4 separate regions of the Homo sapiens genome follow, and regions 1, 3 and 4 are each linked to region 2. Evidence: chromatin contacts called from ENCODE Hi-C or POLR2A ChIA-PET data. All regions are on one chromosome and are shown on one strand. Each heading gives the region's core, a stretch centred on a gene start or an enhancer-like site at or near the end of the contact. The rest is flanking DNA. Distances are from core to core; before and after follow the strand shown.

The links. A loop is a pair of places that touch in the nucleus more often than their neighbours do. ChIA-PET counts read pairs that join two places held with the same protein, here RNA polymerase II (POLR2A). Pooled maps may share reads with other maps.
Region 1: a pooled map shows a loop between it and region 2 (6-fold over the local background). The contact joins two enhancer-like sites. A Hi-C loop is called at or near these places in 1 of 37 single-sample maps with no recorded cell type and 2 of 50 pooled maps. POLR2A ChIA-PET finds 5 or more read pairs at or near these places in 1 of 52 experiments (activated CD4-positive, alpha-beta T cell).
Region 3: a loop to region 2 is called in a map with no recorded cell type, with 5 times the contacts of the local background. The contact joins two enhancer-like sites. A Hi-C loop is called at or near these places in 2 of 37 single-sample maps with no recorded cell type and 4 of 50 pooled maps.
Region 4: a pooled map shows a loop between it and region 2 (24-fold over the local background). The contact joins two enhancer-like sites. A Hi-C loop is called at or near these places in 17 of 37 single-sample maps with no recorded cell type and 6 of 50 pooled maps.

What each region holds. Positions count from the first base shown.
Region 1 is chr10:124,968,433-124,972,557 of GRCh38, reverse strand. It overlaps ZRANB1 (zinc finger RANBP2-type containing 1), which reads right to left. Exons shown (of 9, transcript NM_017580.3): 3 at 440-593. Among named protein-coding and RNA genes, the nearest start is that of ZRANB1, 28 kb to the right of the region's middle. RefSeq lists enhancers at 1,637-1,736, 1,827-2,006. Within about 2 kb of position 1,522, at least 7 of the 41 ENCODE cell types and tissues checked have a DNase peak (open chromatin) inside an H3K27ac peak, as active enhancers do.
Region 2 is chr10:123,390,694-123,394,756 of GRCh38, reverse strand. The region is part of intron 6 of LINC02641 (long intergenic non-protein coding RNA 2641); the gene reads right to left. Among named protein-coding and RNA genes, the nearest start is that of LINC02641, 45 kb to the right of the region's middle. RefSeq lists enhancers at 1,793-1,902, 2,003-2,262, 2,413-2,792. Within about 2 kb of position 2,481, at least 2 of the 41 ENCODE cell types and tissues checked have a DNase peak (open chromatin) inside an H3K27ac peak, as active enhancers do.
Region 3 is chr10:124,624,805-124,628,778 of GRCh38, reverse strand. The region is part of intron 4 of FAM53B (family with sequence similarity 53 member B); the gene reads left to right. Among named protein-coding and RNA genes, the nearest start is that of FAM53B-AS1, 77 kb to the left of the region's middle. RefSeq lists enhancers at 844-1,799, 1,800-2,755, 2,756-3,711. Within about 2 kb of position 1,623, at least 22 of the 41 ENCODE cell types and tissues checked have a DNase peak (open chromatin) inside an H3K27ac peak, as active enhancers do.
Region 4 is chr10:125,062,543-125,066,167 of GRCh38, reverse strand. All of the region lies in intron 2 of CTBP2 (C-terminal binding protein 2), which reads left to right. Among named protein-coding and RNA genes, the nearest start is that of MIR4296, 31 kb to the right of the region's middle. RefSeq lists an enhancer at 2,588-3,185. Within about 2 kb of position 1,292, at least 15 of the 41 ENCODE cell types and tissues checked have a DNase peak (open chromatin) inside an H3K27ac peak, as active enhancers do.

The sequences.
Region 1 (4,125 bases), core at 273-2,772, 1.6 Mb before region 2:
ATAACCTGACTCTACCCATCAAAAGCTCATGTTCTAATCCCATCTCTTAATACCAGGTAACCAATATAGCTATCTAATTTCAAATAACACACAAGCATGAAAAGGGAAAATTTTTCAAAGGAGATTTTTTTAAAGGATATTCTAAAATAAAACCAAAGAGAAAAATAAAAGAGTACAACAGATTTTTAAAAAATAATCTGAGGTCCACAAAGAAATCCGTTACTATCAACTGCTGTCTTCCTCTCAGATAGCAGACGCATTTCCTAACAAGTAATCCTCTGTATGCTCACTTCCAGCATATATAAGACAGTCAAGTAATTTAAGATGCACATACAGTAGCTATGTTATGTGCTTTCTAACAGAAACATTTTTCACCTACATACACAAATGTAACTATAATAAAATAAAAAAGTCTTTTTACGTTAGATTTTGGAGTTACCTGCTGGCAATGTAAATGTTACAAGGTCAGTCAGAAAATAGCAAGCAAAATCCCCCTTTCTCTGATGAAGAGAGGCAGCTATCTCTCTCCGGATTTGTTCTGTCAGTTCAGGACACACCATTGCTGGAATACACTTTGCTGCTTGTTGAGACACCTTAAATACAAAAGAAACCTTCCTCTCATCTCATGTATCATAAGTGGAAGCAGAAAACAACAGTATTTAAAAGAAATCAGCAAAATTTCCCAATAACTCAAGGTTTTCTTTAATCTTAAAATACACTGGTATTATTTCCTTACCAATGAAAGTATATACCAGAATAAGTTTTCAGTAACAGTCACAAAAATGTTTTATCCTCTGATTCAGTAATTCTCTTTAAGAATTTATCACAAGGAAATACTCAAAGATGCACATAAAAATGTATGGAAAAGGGTGTTGTTCATAGACACATCACAGGAAGAGGAGAGAGGACAGAAAACCTCAGTAGACTAACCATCGTGCACACAATAAAAACATTCTTTAGAAGCAGAGAATCACAGCTGATAAAGGGAAACTGCAAATACTCTTCTCCCACACCACAAGTTTCAAGTACCCTAACTTGGACTTAAAAAAAGCACGGTATTTAAAGGGTTAGTTCCCACTGACCTCAAGCCCTTTCTTCCTCTCCATTTGTTACCACTCTTGAGTTTTTAAAAAAGCATTTGGCATCTGCAAGTTTAAACACAGACTGCCAACCTCTGAAGCTCAGCCTGACAGGAGTGAGATGGGAGCACTACTGCACAGGCCTCTAAGCAAGAAAACAACAAACCAAAGAAGGCTAGAACTTTCTTTTGTTATTTTTTTATTCTTTTTAAAATGCTAAATAGCAACAAATGTTGCAAAGATTTAATTTAACCTCACATTTCAGTCATATCTAGTTTGTGGAGCTAAATAAAAATACATACACAGAATTCTAAAATCACAGTTGAGCATCTGCGAGTAACAAACAGAATTCAAGGCCAGGCACAATGGCTCACGCCTGTGATCCCACCAACTCTGGGAGGCCGAGGCGGGTGGATTGCTTCGGCTCAGCAGTTTGAGACCAGCCTGGCCAACATGATGAAACCCTGTCTCTACTAAAAATACTACTACAAAAATTAGCTGTAGTCTCAGCTATTTGGAAGGCTGAGGCATGAGAATCACTTGAACCCGGGAGGAGGAAGTTGAAATGAGCTGAGAACGCGCCACTGCACTCCAGCCAGGGTGACAGAGAGAGACTCTGCCAAAAAAAAAAAAAAAAAAAAAAAACCCCAAAGAGAATACCGTGGGAACCCACAGTGAGCCTGTTCCCTGATGTCACCAACCTGGACGATTATCCCAAAGGTAGCCTTCCAGCCACAGTGGGGTGTGAAGCAACAGGTCTTCCAGCCCCTTCTTCTTCTTCTCAAAGAGTAAGGTTTAATGATAATGTTATCTACATCATATATGCAGACAACTAACTGCTATTGCTATTAAAGAAATAATATTTCAAAAACCCTGCATACCCAGCACAGTTACCTGACTCCCTATTCTGAAACTGCAGCTTGGTGCAGTGGCTCACACCTGTAATCCCAGCACTGTGTGAGGCCAAGGCAGGAGGATCATTTGAGCTCAGGAATTCAAGACCAGCCTGGGCAACATAATGAAACTCTGCCTCTACAAAAAACCCCAAAATATTAGCTAGGCATTAGTGGCATGCACCAGTAGTCCCAGCTACTGGGGAGGCTGAAAGGTGAGAGGATCACTTGAGCCAGGGAGGTCAAGGCTGCAGTGAGCCATGATCACTCCCCTGGGCAACAGAGAGAAAGTCTGTCTCAAAAGAAAAGAAAAAAATAAAAAATTTAAAAACTCCTACGTGGAAATTCAGTTCAACTAGACTTTATTGGCCAAGATTACCATTAACCATGAAAATTCTCACTATATCTTAACTCCATGAGCCCAACCATTAGTCAACACTCAAACATGGAAAACCAAATATTAAATATTTTCAGAATATAATTGACTATTTCTCAAGTAACATAGTTAAAATGGCTCCCCCAAAGTAAATTCAAAAATAGCTTATTCCCATCAGCTAGCTCTCAGGCCCTTTCCAAAAACCTGGAAAGACCTTTCCAAAAACCACCTGGACTGGACCCTGACTACCACAAACATTCTAAAAGAAACTTAGCCCCCAAACAACCCCTTCCACCACCATCCTTAAGCAGGATGTGCCCCTGAAGCCTGCCACTCACCTTCTCACCTCCTTCAACCTTATGGTTCTCAACCATCTCCGTAGGCTGGGAGTTCTTAACTTAGGGTCCATGATCTTGGGAATGGTCCATGTACTTTAATGGGAATTTGGTTTTAATTCAAGTTAAATCAATTATCCCCAACTTTTTACCTATATTAAAATGTATTTTCTTATATATCACAAATTTAGTTTAGTATTTTGGTAGCTATTACTTCAATACAACTGATTTCCTTTGTAATCTCATTTACTTCTTATTTTTTGTATTTAAAAACAGTATTCTGGGAAGGAGTCCATAAGTTTCATGAAACTACCAACATGGTCCATGACACAGAAACCGATGAAAATTCCTGCCCCACATACATATCCCCAACTCTAATGTTCTCCTGTTCTCATTCCAAAAGAACTTGGCTGAGCATTCTCTGCAACACACCCCCTTAGTCTAGACTTAGTCCAGACTCCCCCACTTCCAGTCTCCCTACTGGCCCCTTTAATTCTGTCCTTTGGAGTATTTACTCCATGGAGACTGAATCCATGACCAATTTTGCTCTTTGCCTGGAACAAATCCCCTCCACCTCTCCCACGCTGTTCCAGGGTTGTTCTACACGTCCCACGGAATACAGCAAAAGTAATGGTATGTTGCTTCCTAAATCAATTTATAAAAGACACTGCAGGTTTCAAAGACACTGGATCACTCTCTTGTACTCTGTGCCTCTCTTGGATCACTTGTTGGGGGTAAAACCAGCTGCTGTATCATGAGCATCCCTGTAGACAGGCCTGCATGGCACAGTATTGAAGCCTCCTGCCAAAAGCCACCTGAGTGGGCTTAGGAACAGATACTCTAGCCCCAGTTGAGTCTTTTGACAACTACAGCCCTGGACCACTTGACTGCAACCTCATGACATCATGAGCCAAAACTATTCAGCTAAGCAGCTCCTGGATTCTAACCCTCACAAACTCTGTGAGATAACATACATTTGTTGTCTTAGCTGCTAAGTTTCCAGACAATCTGTGATACTGCAATAAATATACTGATGTTCGATCATCATCCCACTGTTACTCCTCAGACTGTCTCAGGAGCTCAATGACTCACAATGGCCCCTCTAAAACCTTGTAATAATCTTCTACCTACCTTTAGGGGAGCCCCTTAAGACTTTCACCCTAGTTCACAACCACCTTCTTTATCCTGGCTCCTGTCACCACCAGCAACTACAACTCCACATTGACAGCCCTTCCAATATACAATAGACAACACAACTAGGCACCACAACACAAATGCAGCCAGGCCTTCGACACTAGAAAAACTCCAATTCTTCTATCTCATGTTCCAAAACCTGGATCCCTCTATCTGAAAAGTTCCCTTCTCCCTTATACTCAATAAGCCTGCCCTTTTGTTTTCATCATGGCCTTCAGTCTCTCAAGCCCCCCACCCCGGCTTCACTG
Region 2 (4,063 bases), core at 1,232-3,731:
TTTTTCACAATGAGCCCCAGCATTGCTTTGTTTGTTTGTTTTGTGTAATTTGGTCTTCTGCATTACTTGCAACACAAAGTACTCTTTTCCTCAAGTAATTAAAAAACACTTGGATTAATATAATGATCTAAGGGGACCCTGCAGAACAACATCATTCCAATTCCTCCTCATTTTTTGGGGGTGGGGAGGTTAGATAATTGTGCATTCATTCATTCAATCATTCATTCATCCAACCTCGTTCCCCAGATGAGGCAGGGAAAGTATGAGAGGATGTGATTCATTCTGTCCAGGAAACAGCACAGCCAAGCAGCCACTCAGCTGAGACTTGAAGGATGAGGGGGAGCTCATTAATCAGGTGATGGCAGAGAGCACCCCACACAGGGACAAGGGAACAGAGACTGCGGGTAGCCAATCTATGGCATGTTGGAGAATTTGTATGGCTAGAGGGCCTTGGTGCATTTGGTAAAATTGACATGATCATATTGCCAACTGCCCTTCCCCCAACAAACTCTTGTTTATCCTTTAAGTCCCAATTCAGGCATCACCTTTTCCAGGAAGCCTTCCTGCCTGTCAGAGTTGGATGCTCCTTTCTCTGTCTGCATAGCCCACACGTTCTGGCACGGGTGGGGAGATGAACTGACCTCTGCTGCTTGAACTATGAGCTTCCACAGGGTGCAGGTTGGGTGGTGTTCTTTCTAGAATCCTTAGCCCTTGGCACAGGACTGAAACAGGCCAAACAAAGCCATCACAGACCCTGAGGGCTTGTCAGGAGGATTACAGGAAGCCAACTTTTTGTAAAGGGTTGCACGGCCACAGTAAATGCACAGTAAATGTCTGCTATGTTCTTACCAAATATTTGTCAAATAAACAAATACATTATGTAATATTTTACCTTTCTTCTTATTAAGAGATATTTCAGAGCCACACTGGATGAGAAGAGGGGGTGGAGGTGGGCATCATTCTCTGCTCCCCTCATCTCTAAACCCATGGAAAGGCCTGGGGTAGTAATTGCAGAGGGGGAAATAATTTTTAAATGTCTCTCTTTTTGTGCTTTTATTGTCAAATGATAGCATTGTTCACAGTTTTTGAAATACTGAAAGCAAGTCTGCACAACTCTTTCTGCAGAAACAATGGGAGCGTGTGTGTGAGTGTGTATAAGCGTGTGTGATCTCTGTTCCTCTGCCATAATGTGTGTGTGTGTGTATGAGTGTGTGTGATTTTTGTTCCTCTACAATAATGGGTGTCTGTATGTGTGAGTGTGTATGAGTGTGTGTGATCTCTGTTCCTCGCAATAATGAGGGTTTGTATGTATGAGTGTGTGTGATCGCTTTTCCTCTACAATAATGGGTGTGTGTGTGTGAGTGTGATCTCTGTCTGTTCCTCTACAATAATGGGGGTGTGTATGTAAGTGTGTCTGAGTGTGTGTGATCTCTGTTCCTCTGCAATAATGGCGGTGTATGTGTGAGTGTATGTGTGTGATTTCTGTTCCTCTGCAATAATGGGGGTGTGTGTGTGAGGGTGTGTGATCTCTGTTCCTCTATAATAATGGGGGTGTGTGTGAGTGTATATGAGTGTGTGTGATCTCTGCTCTTCTACAATAACGTGTGTGTGAGAGAGAGAGATCTCTGTTCCTCTACAATAATGGGGGTGTGTATGTGAGTGTGTATGAGTGTGTGTGATCGCTGTTCCTCTACAATAACTGGGGTGTGTGTGAGTGTGTATGAGTGTGTGTGACTCTGTTCCTCTACAGTAATGGGTGTGTGTCAGTGTGTATGAGTGTGTGTGATCTCTGTCTGTTCCTCTACAATTAAGTGACCAGAAGCAGGTGGCTTCAAAGGTGAATTAATTCTCTGCTGGAAAAATTGGGCTAGAAAAATCTAGTCATTAGGAAACCAGAAAAGCAAGAAATGTAACTTCTGCTCAATGAAAGTGAACTGAATTTCTATTGAGGCCCCCTTTCTCTAAAACTCATTTTCAACTAACTCAGTGCTGTCAGCCAGCCCTGGGGCTGTACTTGGGGCTTACGTGTGGCTAAGATGTCAGGCAGCGGGGTCTGGTCCTTGTTGTCATCTCACTGCATGGCCACAAACATGTTCTCATTCCCTGCTGGTCTCAGTTCCTGAGCCAGTCCTGATGATCCATGGAGACTCCTACCTCGCTCCTGCCTCCCAGCTTAACCAAATGGTCTCTCTCCCTCTCCACCCCACCACCACTCCTACTGTCTCCAACCCCTCTTCGACACCCAGGAGCCATCTGGCTGCTTCTGTACCTCTCTGGGGACTCTCAACTTCCCTGCACTGAGACACCCACACCTGGCTCTTTCTGCCCTATAGCTCTTGCACCGTAATGAGTCAAGGGCAGTACTGAGATTTCACAAGTTCCCAGGCCTTCCCCAGGGGAATTGGAGGTGCGTGTCTCCTCTGCTCTCAGTCCCCAGATCCAGAGAGGGGTCTGCTTCTCCTTCCCTTCCCACAAGCACCAAGGCTCTCTCTTCTTCTCTCACTTCTTCTTTCAATCCCCTCCAAAAGTTATCTAGCCACAGGGCAATAAGAACTGGCTTTGACTGATTTGCATTCTTTCAAATATTTTCCTGTGCTAAGACCTAAGCTGCTGGAAGTCAAAAGCAGATTATTTGTATTTTTGCTCTTCTGCTGCCTATACTAGAAGATGGAAGAAGGAGAGGAGGAAATGCCAGAGAAAGAAGCATGGATAACATCGCAGAATACCACACCCTACCCAGGTGGGAAGACAAGTCCAGGCTCCTCAGGTTTAAGTGGATATCCAGTCCCGTGGTGCTGCCAGACAACTGTCTTGGGTACATCTGGCCACCACGTGCTGGCTAAGATATGGGGGGACCCCTGGGGAGCACTCATACCTGGCTTGCATCTCAGCTGTTCCTTCCTCCCTGCGTGACAGATCAAGCACCTCCCCCCGAACCTTGGCTCCTTACGAGGACTGCTGGGGCCACAGCGATAGCATGAGAAGCAATCAGGGCTTGGGACCCAAAAAGAACCACGGAGACTCCCCAATGGTCCCACATTTATTCTCTTCCACGTGGTCTGGATAGAAAACTAGAGAGAGTGTGGACAGCACTTGCCTCCGCTGAAAAAGTAACTCTCACCCTCTTCCCCCAACTCAGACTGTTCCAGAACAACCAGAGGCGTAGAGCCACACACTCCTCTCAGCCAGCCTGTGAGTGAGGCTGAGTTGCACTAAAGAGATTGTGCAGGCGCCGCCAGCTTCCCAAAGGCAGACTCTTCCCACAGCTGCAAACACTCCTCTAAGAACTCACCCACCCTCGCAGCTTGACCAACGTTCTCTGCAACTTCCTAGAAGATGAAAACATACCCTCCAGCCCTAGCTGTTCTCAGGTTTACTTTCTGACACCCCCTTCCCAGAGAGCTCCCATTCTCCCAGGGGCCTCCCTTTCCAGGGGTCAGCACTTAACCGTTGTCTCCTCCCAACAAAGCCTAAGAGAGGGCTCCCTGACCCGCTGGCCCAAAGGCCTGGGTCCCGGGCCGCTCAGTCCTTCCATTTTGTCTTCCACAGCTGAGCCCACTGTTCCCTAGTGGATCCGCCTTCCAATGCCACCACCTTCCCTTCTACGAAGTCCCAGCCAGGGGATGAACTACAGAGGCAGCCCCTTCCCCATCACCATTACTGTCACTGACTGGCTGTGGGCCTTCATGCTCTTCCGGGTTCTGGTTGGACGGTAGCCAGGGAAAATGCAGGGGGTGGGGTGCCGTGACAGGGAAGTCACCTGCAGCCCAGATCTGCTGCGTCCCAGGGTGTGCACTAGAAAGTGAATTGTTTCTTGTTCTTTTTTTTCTTTGTTATATGCTCTAGGGAATAAAAGGAATTTTCTTCCTTACACCCACCTCACCCCCAGCGGGACCAGACTCTTCCTGTCTGAGATTTCCTCACTCCCTGTGGGGTTCAGGGGGTACAGACACAGGTTTTGGGGGTTTTAATCTCTGGAAAGAAGAGAACTTGTCAGGACCTCCAAGAGACCTCCCTAAACAGAACCTGTTTTTGAATAACCTGAGGGTATTTCTCTAGGTCA
Region 3 (3,974 bases), core at 374-2,873, 1.2 Mb before region 2:
TGGTCATTGGCTGGGGGTGACCCCAAAGGGAAAGGGTAACCTCCTTCCTATCCTAGATCTCCCAGCCCAGAGTAGTTCCGGAAGGGGCAGCCATGAACTGTCAGAGCCAACACTCACAGCAGTGGAGAGTGGGCACTGCTGTGGGTTTGGGACTCCAGGTGGGACACCAGCAGCCTGGCTTTCCTCTTAGGATCCTTGCAGTGGCCCTGTGAAGCAGCCTGGCCAGAGACAGCAGTTCTGCTTCCCAGGGGAGGAAACGGGAAGTGAGGCCACTTGGCCAGTGGAGGATCTCAGTGCCTCCAGCTGCAGAGTCTAGTTTCCCACTCTCCTCTCCGGAACCCTCCAGGTTCAGTGGAGAGCCAGGGCCCAGGGGGTGAGAATACCGCAGCCTCCTTCGGAGGAGGCAACCGGGACAAAGGGGAGTGGTCACTATCTGCTCCCAGACATATCACCTGACCAGCCAGCTTTGTCTTTGTCACCGGATGCCCACTCCTGCATGTGGGGCCGTAGCTCATGAGTTCTAGGGACAGCAGTCCCTAGACAAATGCTGGGGCTGTTTCCCCCTCCACTCCCCAGGCCTTGCCCTTCGGAGCCCAGAGTGGGTTCTGGGTCACTACTGATAAAACATGTGGTTTAGTTCAGCTCAGGAGATGTTTCTAGCGTCTCTATTACGTGTTCACCCTGCTGGCCCAGGAACAGCAGCACCTGGGAGAGGGAATGAGCTTGTTGGGCTGAGGCTGGACGGAGTGAGTAGCAGTCTGCCTGGCAGCAGTACAGAGCTGATATGTTGAGTTGATGAGTTTCCTGAGGCAGGTCTGTATTTCAGCTTGTACCTAGAAGGCAAGGACCAGGCCACCTTTGTCTGTATCCCCGTGGACTCAGGAGAAAGTATGGGAATAAATATCTGCACAGAACAGCCCTGCAGAAGAGGGGTCATTGCTCCAAGCTGGGAAGCCCTAGGGAGGCCGGCTGGGGCAGGCTGAGCAGGAAACCCCAGCTGGGGCCAGCGGGAATGGCCAGGGCCTCTTTGGTGGCTAGAGCTGAGGTCTAGGGGGTCTGATGGAAAAGGCAGGGCCTCCATCCCAAAGTTGCCTCTCTAGCAGGCTGCTGTGGTCTGCCTTTTGCAGACTCTAGGAGTAGGTCTTGATCCATGTCCCTGGCCACTAGCCTGAGGCCATAGGGACAGTTCCCACTGAGCTTTTTACCTGGGCAGGCCTGTTCCAGAGTAGGTGGCCCAGCCCAGGGCTGGGGCTGGATGTCAAGAGAGCAGAAGTCGACGGGCTGGGGGACAGTTGGTCCTGGAGCAGCACTTTCACCTTGGAATAATGTGTTCATGCAGCACTTTGAACTTAGCCATTTTGCGGCTTTTTGCAGACATTTTTGAGGGCACACAGGCCTCCAGGCTTCCAACTTGCCTGTGCAGTGTTCTTCCATGGGGTAGCTAGAGCTGCTAGGAGACTCTGGGGCGGGACCTTGCCCCGGGGCATGGAGGGCACAGGGCAGCTGCAGGGCCTGGGTGTGGCACACCCTGGGTGTCTGCATGGGGGTTGCTCACGAGGGATGGGGCTCTGGGCAGAACACACACCGCCCCATTGTGGCAGTCACATTCCTTCCTGACAGGTGGGGCTCGCCACCAGCTGGGGCAAACAGTGGGTGGTTCTTGGCTTTCTTTTACTGTGGCTGAAATGGCTGTTTTGAGTCAACGGAATTCTCAAGGTTTCGCTGGCTTTGTGGCCAGGAAGCAGGTATATTTGAAGAATACTGGAGACTCAGTGGCATTCTGGGGTTTGCTTGTGACGAGATTCACCAGCCCTTCCTTGTAGACTCCCCCTGCTTCACAGCAGAAAGGGCCCAATTAGTCCAGATAGCCCTGAACACCCTGACTCGGCAGGCAGGCTGGCTGCAGCCCAGAGGTGGAAGAGTTGCCTGGCGCCGTGATGCCCATGTGGATGGAGTCTGCCTCTGTATTGCCTGTCTGACCTCAGCCCCTTCCAGGGCGCAGTGAGGCAAAAGCCACACGTCTGTGAAAGGTCTAGCTAATGGGTCTCCAGTGCCCGTGCCTGGCTATGGCTAATGCATAAAGTGTCTTACTTTGTTTGGGCTGCTGTGACAAAGATGCCTTAGACTGGGGAACGTATAAACCGCAGAAATGTATTTCTTAGTTAGAAGCTGGGAAGTCCAAGATCCAGGTGCCAACAGGATCGGGGTCTTGTGAGGGCCTGCTCTTCATAGTTGGCACTTTCTCACATCCTTGTCTGGCTGGAGAGGCACCTGCGCTCCCTCCAGTCTCTGTTATGGGCCCTCATCCCATCTGTGAAGGCCCCTACATGACCTCATCACCTCCCAGAGGCCCCACCTTTTGCACTGAGGAATGGTGGGGGGGGGGGGGGCACAAATTTCGACCGTAGCACCACGGTTAGTGCCGAGACCCACACAATCATGGTGGCCATAAGTTAGGCACCCCCGCTACCTGCGCCTTATGCCAGAGGAGGTCAGTGGGAAGCTCCGAGCAGGACCGAGAGGGTGAGCACAGACAAGCGCTGTGCGGCGTCTGTCCGATTGCGCAGGCTGCGCTCCTGCTGCGTTCACGTGCGAGGCCACAGAAAACACTCGCAGCAGGCCACGCCCCAGGCCCCTCACATGACAGCTCGCAGAAAACGCTGGCACGCGTTCGGGCGTCAGGCACACGCATCTCAACAGATGTGGCTGACACCCAAGGCAGTCGGCCTCAGTGCCCTGTCACCCACCTAGAACCTGTTCACAGCATGTCATCCGGGCTGCTCTGGCCTTGACTGGACATGATTATTTATCCTTACACACCGTGGCTGCTCTACAGGCCAAGAAACAGGCTGCTCAGCCAGGGTCAGGAGAAGGTGGGTCAGGCTCCCCGGGGACCTCAGGCCCTGACGCATCCTGGCCTCACCCTAGGCCTCCTCTGTCGGGGCAGCCTGGCTCAGCAGAGCCCGGGACACACGGCTGAGGCCACCCAGGCTGGGCCATCTTGCCCCTGTTTTGTGCCCCCTACTCAGTTCTCCTTCTGTCCTGGCTCAGGTCTAGGCCAGTCAAGAGGGTGGCTGAGAAGCAGGAGGAGCCTCAGAGACCCTCCCCTCGAAAGCACTGGGGCTTCCACCTCACAAGCGGCAGGTTCGCTTTGGGAGCTGCTGGTCCATCGCCCAGGCCTGGCCAGGGGCAGGCGAGGATCCTGGTTGCCGATCCATCGTCCAGGCCTGGCCAGGAGCCGGTGAGGAACCTGGGGCTGTTGTGCAGGGGTCGCCGTCTCCAGCTCTCTGCCGTGGTGAGGGGATTGTGCTGTGTGCACACCACCGGGCTGCATCGAATCCCACCATGGCCCAGAGGGTGGACCTGTGGCTCCTTGGGGGGCCAGCATCTCCAGTCTAATGGGTGCCCCTGCCACTCTCCTGAGTTCCCGTGCAGAGCTCCCCCCAACACCTCAGCCTTCACCTTTCTCAGTTAATCAAAAGATTCCAAAAAAAGCAAACCCATCAGAACGGCTTCCTCCACCGAGTGTTCAGGAACAATGAGCGTGCCCATGGCAGGCACATATACCTTCCTCCAGAGAGAGCGCCTTTTATTTCCCATCCGCTGAGGCTGGTTCAACAGCTTGTTGGCTGTGACAGCCAGTGATCACCTGTATTTCAAAGAGACACACAAACACTGCAGCCTTTGAAAGAATCAGGCCCTCGGGACAGGTCTGTGGTCTTGGCGTCAGCAGGCGTGCGGCGAGGGAGGCGGCGGGTGCTCCAAGGCCCTGCTTTGCTTCCCCAGTCCCCACCCATCTGCTGGGAAGAAACTAAAGGCTGGAATTCCCCCCTGCCCTCTGTGCGCAGCTCTTCCCTCGCTCCCCTCTGCTATTCGACCTCGTTGCTGCAGTCCGGTTGGGGATATCCAGGACTGCGCCGGGAGTGCCCCTCACTGTCTCAGCCTCTGTCCTGTCTGTGGCATGTGCATCATTC
Region 4 (3,625 bases), core at 43-2,542, 1.7 Mb before region 2:
CACTGGTCACTCAGACGTTGTCCTGGGTGTTAGGACATCAGCCTGAGCATTAGAGGGAGTTCACCATCAAGAAGATGACGGCTTTTTTTTTTTGGCTAGAGTGCCATGGCACAATCAGGGCTCACTGTAACCTCTGCCTTCTGGGCTCAAGCGATCCTCCCACCTCAGCCACCTGGGTAGCTGGGATTACAGGCGCATGCCACCAAGCCAGGCTAATTTTTGTATTTTTCTTAGGACAGGGTTTCGCCATGTTGCCCAGGCTGGTCTCAAGCTATCCTAGGCTCAAGCTATCCGCCCACCTCAGCCTCCCAAAGTGTTGGGATTATAGGTGAGAGTCACCACACCCAGCCGATGATGGCATTTTTCTGATAGACTGGAAAGCCAGCTGAATGAAATAGCTAGAAGAGGACAGTGACCCTCAGCTTCTTCATATGGAGCACGAATGGATGTAAATTTAGTGGGATTTCTTTTCCACTGGGGCTGGCCACAAGAGCTGGCAGTGTGCTCCTACAGTGAGTCCCTCCTCTAACTTTACCTCCCACTTTCTCCCTCCGGCCCCCTTAGCTCTCAGCTCAGAGACCCACAAAAACAAATCCTGGGGAGCTGACTGCGCAGGATGTGGACTTGGTATTTCCCTGATACTGGCATTTGTTAGCCGGATCCTGCCTCTTCCCTTCGCCACCTCGCCTTCCCCAAAGCCCCTGCGGGCTTTGCTCTTCCTTCCCTTTATTTTGCTGAAGTTGACAGTCAGGTATGAGCTGCATTAAAATGTTGACTCATCCTTGGGTTGTTTTCAATTTTTTAAAAAGTGCACATTGAGAAAAGCACAGATTCATGTGTGCAGCACAGGAAATCATCACAAAGAGAACAAGGCTCTTGTTGGGGGCATTTGAGTTCAAGCAGAGTGCCCCAGTTGCAAGACTTCCATTTGGATCTGATGATGGCTGGACCTCCCTGGAAAGACTGGAACCTGAAGAGCCCAGTCAAAGAACAGTCTGTCAAGCAGCCCCTCCGCAACCACAGTTTTTGTGCAGAGTGGTTTGGGGAGCCCATGGAATGGGGACAGTACGATGTATTTTCTAGTGGCAAACATTTCATCATCAAGTGAGAGTTTCTTTGCTGGGCATTTCCTGTTCTGTGTGAAACAGTTGTGGTTACCTGTGGGTGTGTTTCAGATAATCATTAGAGCATATTCTCTGCTCGTTAAGCAGTAAAACCAGTGAGGTGGGGAAGCTTGTGAAACTGAAATCCCAAATATGCAAAACTTGGCAAGAAAGTAGAGAAGAGCCAGACCAGCTCTGAGCTAAGTCACCAAACCAGAAAGGTTTCATTCTTTGTCTTTTCTTCCTCTGTCTTTAACCACAAGCCTTGGGCTGAATCCCCACATCTCACTACACAGTCAGGGAAGCAGGGTCAAGGCTGACTGGGGACACTGGCGTGGCGGGAATGGGTGAAGTCTCCTGGGTGGATAGTCACCTCTCTGCCTTTTTTGAAACTAAACTTCTCTGATTTTTATTTCAAGTTGTCCTGAAGAACATGATTCTAAAACAGATTCAGAGCACGCACTCTGACTATAAATAGAACATAAGGCAAACTTGGACAATGGATTGTGGCACTTTTTTTTCATGTACCTGAAATTCTTAGAGTTGGGGCTCTCTTCCCTTGAGAAGTAGAACTGCTATTCTTCGGAGACCGATGGGTGACCTCAGCATTGTCCTCACCAAGAACGCTGTTTCCCCAGGGATTGCACCCCTCCCACCACAGTTATTTTTCTCTGAAGGCCTGAGTTTGGAAGAAGTACTTGCCTGTTCCCGTAATTATGGAAACCGGAAGGTAACTTACCTGTTTGTGCCTGGCCTAATTCAGATTAGAAAAAGATCAATCCATTGTTGTCTAATGGACAGGGGACAAATGATGAAGAAAACAGAAATAGCCCATAAAATGATAGGGATGTCCCGGCTCCCAGGCAAACTCTGGTGAAAACCGAGGAGACTATGGTGTTCCCTGAGGTATTCACCATCTAACTGTCTTCCACACCATATATATAAGCTGTTTATAAATTCTTTGTCCTGGCCAAAAATACAAAACCTACTGGCAGTGATTTATTTTTTTAATGCATTTTAAATAACTGGATTCCTATGTGGAATTGGAGTTGGATAATTAAATTACGATGGCCTCTAAAGTTGGGGTGCGGGGGGTTGAGGGCTTCAGCAGAGAGCACCCCTGGAAGGTGGCACTGCAGCCTGGGGGTGGGGGAAAACCGTGCCTGATGGAGTTGCTGCAGGGGTCCCTACACGGGGTGTCCACCCTTCTTGCCCAGACACCCTGTGGCTTTGAGAATCGCTGTGACATAGCCACGGGAGAGCTGTGTCTGCTTAATGCTTTTGTTTACTTTGGAAGTTTGTCCTACATGAATGAATTCGCAAAACTTACATTCCCCGTAAAGCTGTCACTGAGAGAAAACACAGCAATAACTCAGGTGATGTAGTTAAACCACCATTGAGTTTGCGCCATCCATGAGCTGATAAATCGTACAGCTTCATTTGGTAGGAATCAGCAATTTTATGTGGCAATTAATTTTTACTACTGTAGGGGAGCCAGAGGATGAGCATTTTACTTCGGTTTTGTGTGTGTTGAGAGAAACTTAACGGTTTTGCCACAGCAAGAAAGGATCGTGCATGAGGCCTTTCGCACGAGTCGACGTGTTTGGGTGTTATCCTGGGGTGTCCTTGCCAGCTTTTGTTGGTTCCTCACGTGGGCAGAAGAGTGAATGCTCAGTCCCCATCGGGGTGCCACAGGCCTCATGACGTGTGGGGTAAAACACGTATGTGGCTTGCGGAGAAATAAATTCTCCGTATTTCTTAAGTATGATGTTTTTCCCCACCAGACCGATTCGCCCATGCTGTTTCCACATCAGAGATGAAGATGTGCGCAGAGTAACACGTAATTAGCTTTCCAGATTGCTTCGTAGAAGGATAATGTGATAATTTTCCCATTGTTCGTTTTTGGTTCCACCAATGATGGCCATTTAGCACAGCACACAGTTGCGGCTGAGGTCCAGCTCGAGGCTGGCCGAGGCTGTGCACAGCTGCCCAGGGCCCTGCCTCGCTGCTGGGGAGCTGTCCTTTCTTTGGCTGAGCTCTCTTCCTGTGGAGGCCCAGCCTGCTCACTGGAACGCCAGAAAGATCATCTGAGCATAGTTGTCTGTTCAGCCAGCCTCTCTTGGGGCCATTAGGAAAACGGGTGCACAGCAGATGTTGTTCCTTGGGTGCCCTCAGTGGTTTATTTTTTATTTTATTTTATTTTTTTGAGATAGAGTCTCGCTTTGTTGCCCAGGCGCCCAGTGGCGCAATCTCAGCTCAGTGCAACCTCCATCTCCCAGGTTCAAGAGATTATCCTGCCTCAACCCTCCTGAGTAGCTGGGATTACAGGCGTGTGCCACCGCACCCGGCTAATTTTTTGTATTTTTAGTAGAGAGGAGGTTTCATCATGTTGACCAGGCTGGTCTTAAACTGACCTCAGGTGATCCAGCTGCCTTGGCTTCCCAAAGTGCTGGGATTATAGGTGTGAGCTACCGCACCCGGTCCCTCCGTATTTTTTATTACTGATGGCAGCGACCCTAACC